Linked DNA regions of Homo sapiens: region 2 is linked to region 1. The links are chromatin contacts, found by Hi-C or POLR2A ChIA-PET in ENCODE. All regions are on one chromosome and are shown on one strand. Each heading gives the region's core, a stretch centred on a gene start or an enhancer-like site at or near the end of the contact. The rest is flanking DNA. Distances are from core to core; before and after follow the strand shown.

Region 1 (5,005 bases), core at 1,419-3,918:
CCATGGCTTGCCCTGCCTTAGAAAGAGCTCGCGTGTGTTCCTCTGTACCTCTGTGCACTCCGTGCAAGTAGAGATACTCCAGATAACCCACACAGTCCTCTTCTCCCACGGCCAGGAAAGCAGCTGGACAGCAGAGGGCGATGAAGAGCCAGGGACCTTGCCTGTAATCAGCTTGTAATGGGCTCTGAGGCCAGAGAGTTTCTCAGAGAGAAAGCTGGGGATCTTGGGTAGTCTTCTTAGGCCTCAGGTGTTGTGTGATTCTATAGCAATTTCTCTTCTTTTATTCATTTATCTATATAGAGACACGGTCTTGCTCTGTCACCCAGGCTAGAGTGCAGTGGTGTGATCACAGCTCACTGCAGTCTCCACCTCCTGGGCTCAAGCAATCCTCCTGCCTCAGCCTCCTGAGTAGCTGAGACCACATCTGGGCACACCACCATGCCTGGCTAATTTTAACATTTGTTGTAGAGCCAGAGTGTTGCTATGTTGCCCTGGCTGGCCTTAAACTCCTGGCCTCAAGTGATCCAAGACCTGCCTTGGCCTCCCCAAGCGCTGGAATTACAGACGTGGGTAAACATGCCCCTCTCAATCGCTCTTCTTTTCTTCAGAAACCTGAGTGACACCTGAGAGGCAGCCAGGGGAAGAGAATGAACTATCTGGAGTCAGAGCTGGTTTTGATTTTCACTGCATCCTTTTGAATTGAGTGACTTTAGCTAAATAACTCACTGAGGTTTACTTTGTCTCTTTATGTGTGAGGAAAGATAATTAATTCTGTTGTGCAGAATTTGTCTCAGGAGACTCTTACAGGGCTTAAGGTTGAACAACAATTCCAGGCACTGTCCTTGGCACTGGAGAGTCCCCAAGGGGCAAAAAGCAAACATGGCTTCTGCCCTCATAGAATTTACAGTTTTGTAGGGAGGACAGCTTTTAATCAACTGACCCCACAGACAGATTGCAAATTACACCTGCGCAAGTAAGTGCAACAAAGGAATGATCTCAGAGCCTGGGGAGGAGGAAGGGCCCAGGCAGGGAGATTTCCCTAAGGTAGTGAGGAGTGAGTTCAATCTGAAGGATGAGTAGGAGTTTACTAAGCAAAAAGAGAAAAGTCTTGCAAGAAAAGGGAATAGCTTTTCTTGCCCACATGTATGGGAGCCTGCCGCAAGGTTGATGGGAATGCAGGGAACAGAGAACAAGGTGGAGCTTAGCAGGGGATGTGGCTAGAGAGGCAGGGGTTAGATCACACAGGGGTCAGATCACAAGATCACACATTAGCCTAAGAACAATGGGAAGCCATGAACAATTTTAATCACAGGCTATGAACACATTTCCATTCTGAAAAGGTCCCTCTGGTTGCAGGACTCAACCCTCCACCCTCTTCCCCTCAATGCACCCTCAGGTATTAGAAGTCACTGAGTTCTGCAGCTGATCCTTCCTCCTTTTCCCTTGCATCTCTCAATATCTCCCACTGGGACTATTTCAATGGGCTCCCTGCCTCCAGTCTCACCTCCTCCACACAAAAAGCTTGATCTTATTTGATCCTCACAACATGCCTGCAAGCAAGCAAAATTGCAATCCTTATCCCTGTGTAAAGATAAGAAGGCCGGGCGTGGGCGCGGTGGCTCACGCCTGTAATCCCAGCATTTTGGGAGGCCAAGGCGGGTGGATCACCTGAGGTCAGGAGTTCAAAACTGGCCTGGCCAACATGGTGAAACCCTGTCTCTACTAAGAATACAAAAAATTACCTGGAGCGAGGCAGGAGAATTGCTTGAACCCGGGAGGCAGAGGTTGCAGTGAGCCAAGATAGCGCCATTGCACTCCAGCCTGGGCAATAGAGAAAGATTCCATCTCAACAACAGCAAAAACTTAATGTGTTGTCTGTAGCCGTTACATTATGAATAGCACAAAAATTGAGTAAATATTCTTCCAGTATTTGAAACCGTTTTCTGACTCAGCAAAGAAGTTGCTCCCATCATTGACAATCCAATTAAGTTTTGTCTTTTTCAGTTTTATCAACCAACATTCACCTTTACAATTACACTCCTAGGTCAACTGCAATCACAGTTTGGCTACCCATATAAGAGTTTGGCAAAAATCAATGAAAGCATTCTGTGAGAAAGAGTTATATGGAATTTGCCAATTTACTATTAATTGTAAATTGTGAACTACACATCCTTTATGTCAGTAAAACTTAACGACAAATTTTTGTACCTATATATGTGCATACATTCCCGTTCTCCCCCCAGAGAGCTGGTTGTTACACATTTATCAGTACAGCACTGGGTCTAGAACACGATTCATGTACTGATTCCACAAACATTCACTGGGTGCCAGGCGGACGGAGATACAGATTAATGATGAAATGACTCAGCCAAGGTCACACATCGCAAGCGGCGTAGATGGCAGAACCATATGTGCTCCCAAGGCCAGCGGCGCGCTCCCAGGACCAGACCATGGTTTCCAAGGCCTCTCCACTCTACCGAATGGGATGGCCTGGGCCTGGGCGCCCAGGAAGTGAAAAGCAAGGACCGGGAAAAGAGACCAACGCCAGCCAACAGACAGCTCACCGCCAATAGGGGCCGGGGGCGCGCGCGGCGTCACTCGCCGTGGAGGCCAGCGCGAGCACGCCCTGGGGAAAGTGGCGTGGCTAAGCCCTTCCGGAAGTGACGTCGGCTTGGGGGCGGTGCTCGGCGGTGGCGGAGCGCGGCCTGGGCTCGCGCTGGGCTCCGCGCGCCCCCCGCCCCCCTCTATGAGGCAGAGGCCGCGGCGGCCGTTAGCGCTGTCGCTCCGGGGGCCGCGGCGGGCGGGGCTCCGGCGGGGCCCGGCCTAGTCCCCACCCCAGCCCGGCTCCCAGCCGCCCGCCCTCCCTCCCTCTCCCCGATGCAGGAGGCCGAGCTCCGGGATGGCGAGGCGGCGGCGGCGGCCGCTTCGTACCGCGTCCTGAGCCGCCTCCTTGGCTATGGAGAGGCGGCCCCCGAGCCAGGCCCTCCGCCACCGCCCCCGGGCCATGGCCCCCCGCCGCCACCCTTCCTCGCGCGGCCCGGCCCGCGGGGCTCCCGGCCGCCGCAGCTGATGGTGTTCCGCAACGTGGGTCGGCCGCCGGAGGAGGAGGACGTGGAGGCGGCCCCGGAGCCGGGACCCTCGGAACTGCTGTGTCCCCGGCACCGCTGTGCCCTGGACCCCAAGGCCCTGCCGCCGGGCTTGGCGCTCGAGCGGACCTGGGGCCCGGCGGCTGGACTAGAGGCGCAGTTGGCGGCTCTGGGGCTCGGGCAGCCGGCGGGGCCGGGGGTCAAGACAGTCGGTGGGGGTTGCTGCCCGTGTCCGTGTCCTCCTCAGCCGCCCCCTCCGCAGCCCCAGCCGCCTGCTGCCGCCCCGCAGGCCGGGGAGGACCCCACGGAAACGAGCGACGCGCTGCTGGTCCTGGAGGGCTTGGAATCGGAGGCCGAGAGCCTGGAGACTAACAGCTGCTCGGAAGAGGAGCTCAGCAGCCCGGGTCGCGGAGGAGGAGGGGGCGGCCGGCTTCTGCTGCAGCCCCCAGGCCCTGAATTACCTCCGGTGCCCTTCCCGCTGCAGGACTTGGTCCCTCTGGGGCGCCTGAGTAGAGGGGAGCAGCAGCAGCAGCAGCAGCAGCAACCTCCCCCGCCCCCGCCTCCTCCCGGGCCCCTCCGGCCACTCGCGGGTCCTTCTCGGAAGGGCTCCTTCAAAATCCGCCTCAGTCGCCTCTTTCGCACCAAGAGCTGCAACGGTGGCTCCGGCGGTGGGGATGGGACCGGCAAGAGGCCTTCTGGAGAGCTGGCTGCTTCAGCTGCGAGCCTGACAGACATGGGAGGCTCTGCGGGCCGGGAGCTGGACGCGGGGAGGTGAGACCGGCCGGGGGCTGGCCGACAAACTTCCTTTTCTTGTTTGGTTTCCCTTTTTATCTATTGCTATCGCGATCCTGACAGTTCTTAAGATAGGGTCTTCAGGAGGAGGCAGAGACTTGGGACCAAAGGTGGTAACATCTCGCATAAGGTCAGCGCTAATTGTGGAAACAGCTTTCACTCTTAAAGAGTGCACACTCCGTGACACTTCTCAGCTGGTTTGCATCTGTCTTGTTGGAAGATGGTTTCAGACCATCCTCCCATCCCCATCCTGGCATGGCTTTTTAAGTTTTTCCAAGGCGGCTGTGTGCCATTGTCCCTGGAAGGGAGATTGCTGGAAGTGTTTGGCCTTTGGGGCAAAAAGCTGGTGTTGCACCTTGACCGCCTTGCTTATTCTGTGTACCAGCACCGCACCTCCCTTCACACTCATGCATGCAAATGACAGGAGAATCTTCAAATGCAATTGTAGGCCAGCAATCAATTGGACACCTCTATTCAAAGTTTTACTGTTTTCCTGGTTGTTCCCTTAGATGAACTTGGCATATCAAACTTGGGTGCTGACCACTGTCTCTGAGAATAGAAAATAGCAGACCGGGCACAGTGGCTCACACCTGTAATCCCAGCACTTTGGGAGGCCGAGGAGGGCGGATCACCTGAGCTCAGGAGTTTGAGACCAGCCTGGGCAACATGCGAAACCCCATCTCTACAAAACAAACAAACAAAAAATTAGCCCCCATCTCTACGAAAAAAATACAAAAAATTAGGCGGGAGTGGTCCCAGCTACTCGGGAGGCTGAGGCAGGAGGATCACTTGAGCCCAGGAGGCGGAGGTTGCAGTGAATAGTGATCGTGCCACTGCACTCCAGCTTGCGTGACAGAGTGAGAGCCTGTCTCGAGAAAATAGCTTTGCGCTCTCTCAAAGCCTTTTGAGAATTCTAAGTACCAGTAAGATATAGACAAGGTAGAGACAGGTACATGAGTTCTAGGCCGATTGATGAAAATTCCAAACATAGACGTTGAGTTTTTTTCCTGCATTTCTGAGGGGTGGACTGATCTTCGGCATCCAGTGTTACATCTGTAGCGTTGGTTTACAAAGCTGTCAACTTTGGTGTCAGTGAAATTAGTTACCTTGTAGTAACTGCCATTGTG
Region 2 (5,005 bases), core at 1,338-3,837, 160 kb after region 1:
CCGAGATTGCGCCACCTACACTCCAGCCTGGGTGACAGAGGGAGACTCCGTCTCAAAATAATAATAATAATAATAATAATAATAATGCTCTAGCCTGGTGCAAGGGTCCCCTGTAAGCTCTGCATGGAGCCCCTGCCTGCACCTGGACACCTCTGGTGACAGAGACCTCCATCATAAGATTGCTGTGACAGGGAGAAAGTTCATTATAGTGACCTACATCCAGGTCCTTGTCACTTCCGTCCATTGCTCCTGCTGGCCCCCTGCTTTCCTGCAGTATATCCTGGATTAACTCCCTGATCTCTCTGTGAATCTGCTGACCTCTGCATTCCTTGGAAGAGAAATCAGTCTGACCTCGTTGCTTCTGGAACCAGCTGGGATGAGAGGGTAGTTTGATCAGGTGATCCTAGCGGCCTCTTAAGTCTCTCAGAGAGCACTGGCCAGGAAAGAAAGCAGTACTGGCCACCATATGCTCCAGGCTGATCCTAGCAGTGCAACCACATTGCACAACTCCAGGGGGTGCCTTCTGGTGTTGTGCATTGTGGGCAACCATGGCCCAGGAGCCACATGCCTGTGACTCCTGAGTCCCTGACATGCTCTGGTTTTCTCAGAACTAATTAATGTGAGAGCAAGGACAGTGGCTGCAGTGGCCACAAGAGGCATCTGGGTCTCCATTCATTATTACACCATGGCTGAAACAAGAGGTGGTCTGTGAGGAGGGGTTGAAAGGGCAGCGTGACCTTGTCAGGTCATTCCAGCCCAAGACAGGAACCAGTCCCAGCGTCTGCTTCTACAAGGCTTCCTGTGTTAAGGGGACTTCATTCACCAATTGTTTGTTCATTTCATGTTTATTGAGCACCTGTTATGTGCCATGCAGAAACAACCAAGTCACAGCCTTTGCTCTTAAGGAGCTCAGAGTTTGATGAGGCTGATGTGAGAAGAGCTAGGAGCATAGTGAGATGACAGGAACATAGAGAAGTGATCTCCCATCTCAGGCAAAGGGAGGGCTGGGAAGTGGCTGTACAGAGGAAGCCATGTTCGAGCTGGGCCTTGTAGGGTGAGTAGGAGCTCATCCAGCAAATAGGGCAGGGGGACATTAAGGGCTGGCAGCAATGTAACAGTGTAGGTCACATCAAAGGAAGGGTTGGTAGGGCTGTATTTCCACAGTGAGGGCTGTGTTGGGGTTGGGGTCAGGGCAGAGCAGGGCAGTAGGCTGGGAAAGTTGGGGCTGGGTTATGAAGAGCCCCATGTGCTGAACTGGGGAACTTGTGCTTTATCCTGGTGGGTGCTGGGGCATGCAAGCTTCTGAGCAAAGCTGGGTGAGGATCAGATTCCTGCTTCAGAATGGTGGCTCTGGAGGAGAGACCCGGGCTGGGGCAAGGGTGGAGGCAGGAAACCCTATTAGGAGGGGCAGGAGGGCCCAGAGAGGGCAGAATGAGGGCCTGCCGGAGGAGGAGGAGGAGTTGGCTTTGGGAGCCATTTCAAAAGAATCCAGGACTTGGCTGTGGGTGGAGGAGAGAGGGAGGAGTCACAAGACCGCCCTAAGGTGAGCAGTGTGAATGGAGGCAGTTTGGGGCAGGGGTAGGTAGGATGCTGTGGTTCCGGATAGGTGAGTTTTAAGAGCCTACAGACACCCAGGTAGAAATGGATTCTCAATGGGAAGAAGAGTCCCGGAGCTCAAGTGAGTGTGGTGTTGGACAGGGAGGCCTGGATAGCAGCGCTGCTTGGGAATGGTATTTTCTAGGGAACACGAACAGAGAAGGCAAAGGGGCCAAAAACAGTCCTGGGAACACTGAGTCTCAGTGGGGAAGGCAGGGGAAGGCAGGGGCGGGGCGGGGGGCGGGCAAGAAGAACCTCCCAAGAGGCAGAGGAGAGGCCAGAAGGGCGGATGAAAACCAGCTTCCAGAAGGCCATGGGCGGCAGCATGGGCCCTCCTGGGAAAGTGTGAAAGGCCAAGGCCCCAAAACACCACAGGGTGTAGCAGTGAGGGCTGGTTCAGGTGAGAACAGCGGCATGAAGTTGCCCAACTTGGGGTTGGAAATCACAGTTTGGGAGCGGCTCCAATCCAAACCATGACACCATACGGGATCTTTCAGCCACTTGCAGGGGCGGAGCTGGCGGCGGGATTGACCTGGGATTGGGGATTGGCGGGGTGGGGAGCTGGTGGGGTCCGGCGGAAAGGGGAGGACGTGAACTTGGGCGGGTTGCCCTGGAGAGGCCTGTAGATGCTGGGCAGGTGGGAAGGCAGGTTTCCAGGTGGCAGCGGGTGGAGAGGAGGTGGGGGACTTGTGGTCAGAGAGCGCCCCTGGCGGGGATTTGGGGATCAGCATGCAGGAAGCTCTGGTGATGACACCCCAGGGGCGTGTGTGAAACGGATTCAGGCTGCCAAGCGTTATTCACTGTGGAGAGATTGTCATCACCAGAGCCGTGTCTAAAGGATTTAGCCAGGGCTGGATACGGAAAACAGAATGGAAGGGGGCTTTGGGAGACCAGCCCACCTCACAAGAAAGAGCTGAGAGCCTAGATTTGGGCCAGCGGGGGTAGTCTCTGGACGGAGGGCGGCACGGGGCTGGAGGAGGAGCGTTTTATGATGCGGCCGTGGGTGCTGGCCTTGGCTGGGGCTTGTGGCGACTGGGTGCCGTGACGTGGGGGTGGACCGGGTAGAGCGGGGTCGGCAGGGGGCCGAGTCCGGGCGCCCCCCGCATCCTGACCTGTCTCCCACACAGGGTTCGTGGGCCCCCAAGAAGGAGCCGTACGCCCGGGAGATGCTGGCGATCTCCTTCATCTCGGCCGTCAACCGCAAGCGCAAGAAGCGGCGGGAGGCGCGGGGGCTGGGCAGCAGCACCGACGACGACTCGGAGCAGGAGGCGCACAAGCCTGGGGCGGGGGCCACAGCGCCGGGGACTCAGGAGCGGCCGCAGGGGCCGCTGCCTGGCGCCGTCGCCCCCGAGGCCCCCGGACGCCTCAGTCCCCCGGCGGCGCCGGAGGAGCGGCCGGCCGCGGACACGCGCTCCATTGTGTCGGGCTACTCCACCCTGTCCACCATGGACCGCAGCGTGTGCTCGGGCGCTAGCGGTCGGCGGGCAGGGGCGGGGGATGAGGCGGACGACGAGCGTAGCGAGCTGAGCCACGTGGAGACGGACACTGAGGGCGCGGCGGGCGCGGGGCCTGGGGGGCGCCTGACACGCCGGCCGTCCTTCAGCTCGCACCACCTCATGCCCTGCGACACTCTGGCGCGCCGCCGCCTGGCCCGGGGCCGCCCAGACGGCGAGGGCGCGGGCCGGGGCGGTCCCCGCGCCCCGGAGCCGCCCGGCTCGGCGTCGTCCAGCAGCCAGGAGTCGCTGCGGCCCCCGGCGGCGGCGCTGGCCTCCCGGCCCTCGCGCATGGAGGCGCTGCGTCTAAGGCTCCGCGGCACGGCGGACGACATGCTCGCCGTGCGCCTGCGGCGGCCGCTGTCGCCCGAGACCCGGCGGCGCCGGAGCAGCTGGCGCCGCCACACCGTGGTGGTGCAGAGCCCGCTGACTGACCTCAACTTCAACGAGTGGAAGGAGCTGGGCGGAGGGGGCCCCCCGGAGCCTGCGGGCGCGCGGGCGCACAGTGACAACAAGGACTCCGGACTCAGCAGCCTGGAGTCCACCAAGGCGCGGGCCCCGTCGTCCGCTGCCTCGCAGCCGCCCGCGCCCGGGGACACGGGGTCCCTGCAGAGCCAGCCCCCGCGCCGCTCGGCCGCCTCCCGCCTGCATCAGTGTCTGTGATCCCCACCTCCCGCGCCGCTCGGGCGCCACCCCTCCCTAGAGCCCCTTTGGAACCAGGAGGCTTCACCAGCCTGCACCTCCTCTTCTGTGGCCCCTGGGTGCATGGTGTGGGTGGAGGGCGCAGCAGGCAGTGTCTCTAGTTGGTGTGCTGGAACTGGCAGGGCAGAGGAGAAGGCTGGGGCCGGACTAATTGAATGGAAGGGGGTTCCAGAGGTGATGAGCAGAAGAGGAGGGGGCGTGGGCTGCTGGGGTCTGTGTCCCTGCACACATGCGCCCGATAGGTCCTTCTGAGCCTTTCTGTGGCTGCACTTGGGGACCCTTGTGGACCATGGGGTGTGGCTAGGGAACCCCTAAGTTTCAGACTAAAGGAAAGATCCTGGGTGATGCTGGCTTTTTGCTTCTTTCTTCTGCCCTCCCACCTCAGCTTGTAAGCGGGGATGTGTGTATGTCTGGGGAGAGGAGGTGTAGGGTGCGTATGTCCATGGGGGGAGGGGCTTGTGTGTGCAGTCATTGTCCCAAGGTGTTTCCAGTAGCGACTTCTGTCCCCCTATCCCCACCCTGGTCCCCACTTTGCGCCCCCGGGCTCCCTGCCTTTGGTGCACACAGGATCCTGCCCGCCCCCCTTGCCAGAGCCAGAGAAGGGGGTTGGGGCCATTCCAAGGAGGCAGGACTGAAACCCTCACCAGGGTTACTCCCCAACATCCTTTTGCCTGAGTCACCCTCTAAGCGCTTTAACCACGGGCAGCTGCCTGTTCCCCAGACAGTTTTTGGTGGGGGGGGTCCAGGGTCCCCCTTGCTGGTACCTCCCTCACCCCTCTTTTTGTTTTTCCATCTGTGCCTGTTCCTTCCACAGCCCAGGCACACAGAAGCCCACCTTCTTCCCCTTAGGAGGAGGGATAGTCAACACCCCTGCTGTCTCTCTGTCACTCACACACTGATTTATGGGGTCTGAGCTGGGCTGTTCCTGCAGGATGGACAGGACCCAGCGCCCTCTTCTCCCCACAGGCTGTAAATAGACTTCCAATCACCAGGCCAGCCCCCACACACCCTCACTCATTCCAGGGAAGCCCAGGTAGGTGGTGAACCCGCTGCCACGTCTATCAGTCCTCTTGTTTTATGCAAAGATTTACTGTAAAGTAGATTTCTTTCCCTCCCTCCCCCATTCTTTTATTGTAAATATTGTCTCTAAATGTGTAACATATTATAAAGAATTTATAAGGATTTTTAAAGATGTTTTGCTCATTTACAAAAGT

The links. Hi-C counts contacts between places; a loop is a spot of excess contacts on that map. ChIA-PET counts read pairs that join two places held with the same protein, here RNA polymerase II (POLR2A). Pooled maps may share reads with other maps.
Region 2: a loop to region 1 is called in a map of Right ventricle myocardium inferior, with 3 times the contacts of the local background. The contact joins the enhancer-like site here to the promoter of SOCS7 in region 1. A Hi-C loop is called at or near these places in 8 of 168 maps with a recorded cell type or tissue (B cell, HepG2, OCI-LY7 and 5 more), 7 of 37 single-sample maps with no recorded cell type and 19 of 50 pooled maps. POLR2A ChIA-PET finds 5 or more read pairs at or near these places in 2 of 52 experiments (AG04450 and WTC11).

What each region holds. Positions count from the first base shown.
Region 1 is chr17:38,349,176-38,354,180 of GRCh38, forward strand. It overlaps SOCS7 (suppressor of cytokine signaling 7), which reads left to right and starts at 2,669. Exons shown (of 10, transcript NM_014598.4): 1 at 2,669-3,857. The coding sequence starts at 2,878. It overlaps LOC124903991 (a long non-coding RNA gene), which reads right to left and starts at 1,821. Exons shown (of 2, transcript XR_007065738.1): 1 at 1,743-1,821; 2 at 1,284-1,550.
Region 2 is chr17:38,507,221-38,512,225 of GRCh38, forward strand. It overlaps ARHGAP23 (Rho GTPase activating protein 23), which reads left to right. Exons shown (of 24, transcript NM_001199417.2): 24 at 2,724-5,005. The coding sequence ends at 3,752. Among named protein-coding and RNA genes, the nearest start is that of ARHGAP23, 81 kb to the left of the region's middle. RefSeq lists enhancers at 1,536-2,363, 2,364-3,180. Within about 2 kb of position 2,588, at least 3 of the 41 ENCODE cell types and tissues checked have a DNase peak (open chromatin) inside an H3K27ac peak, as active enhancers do.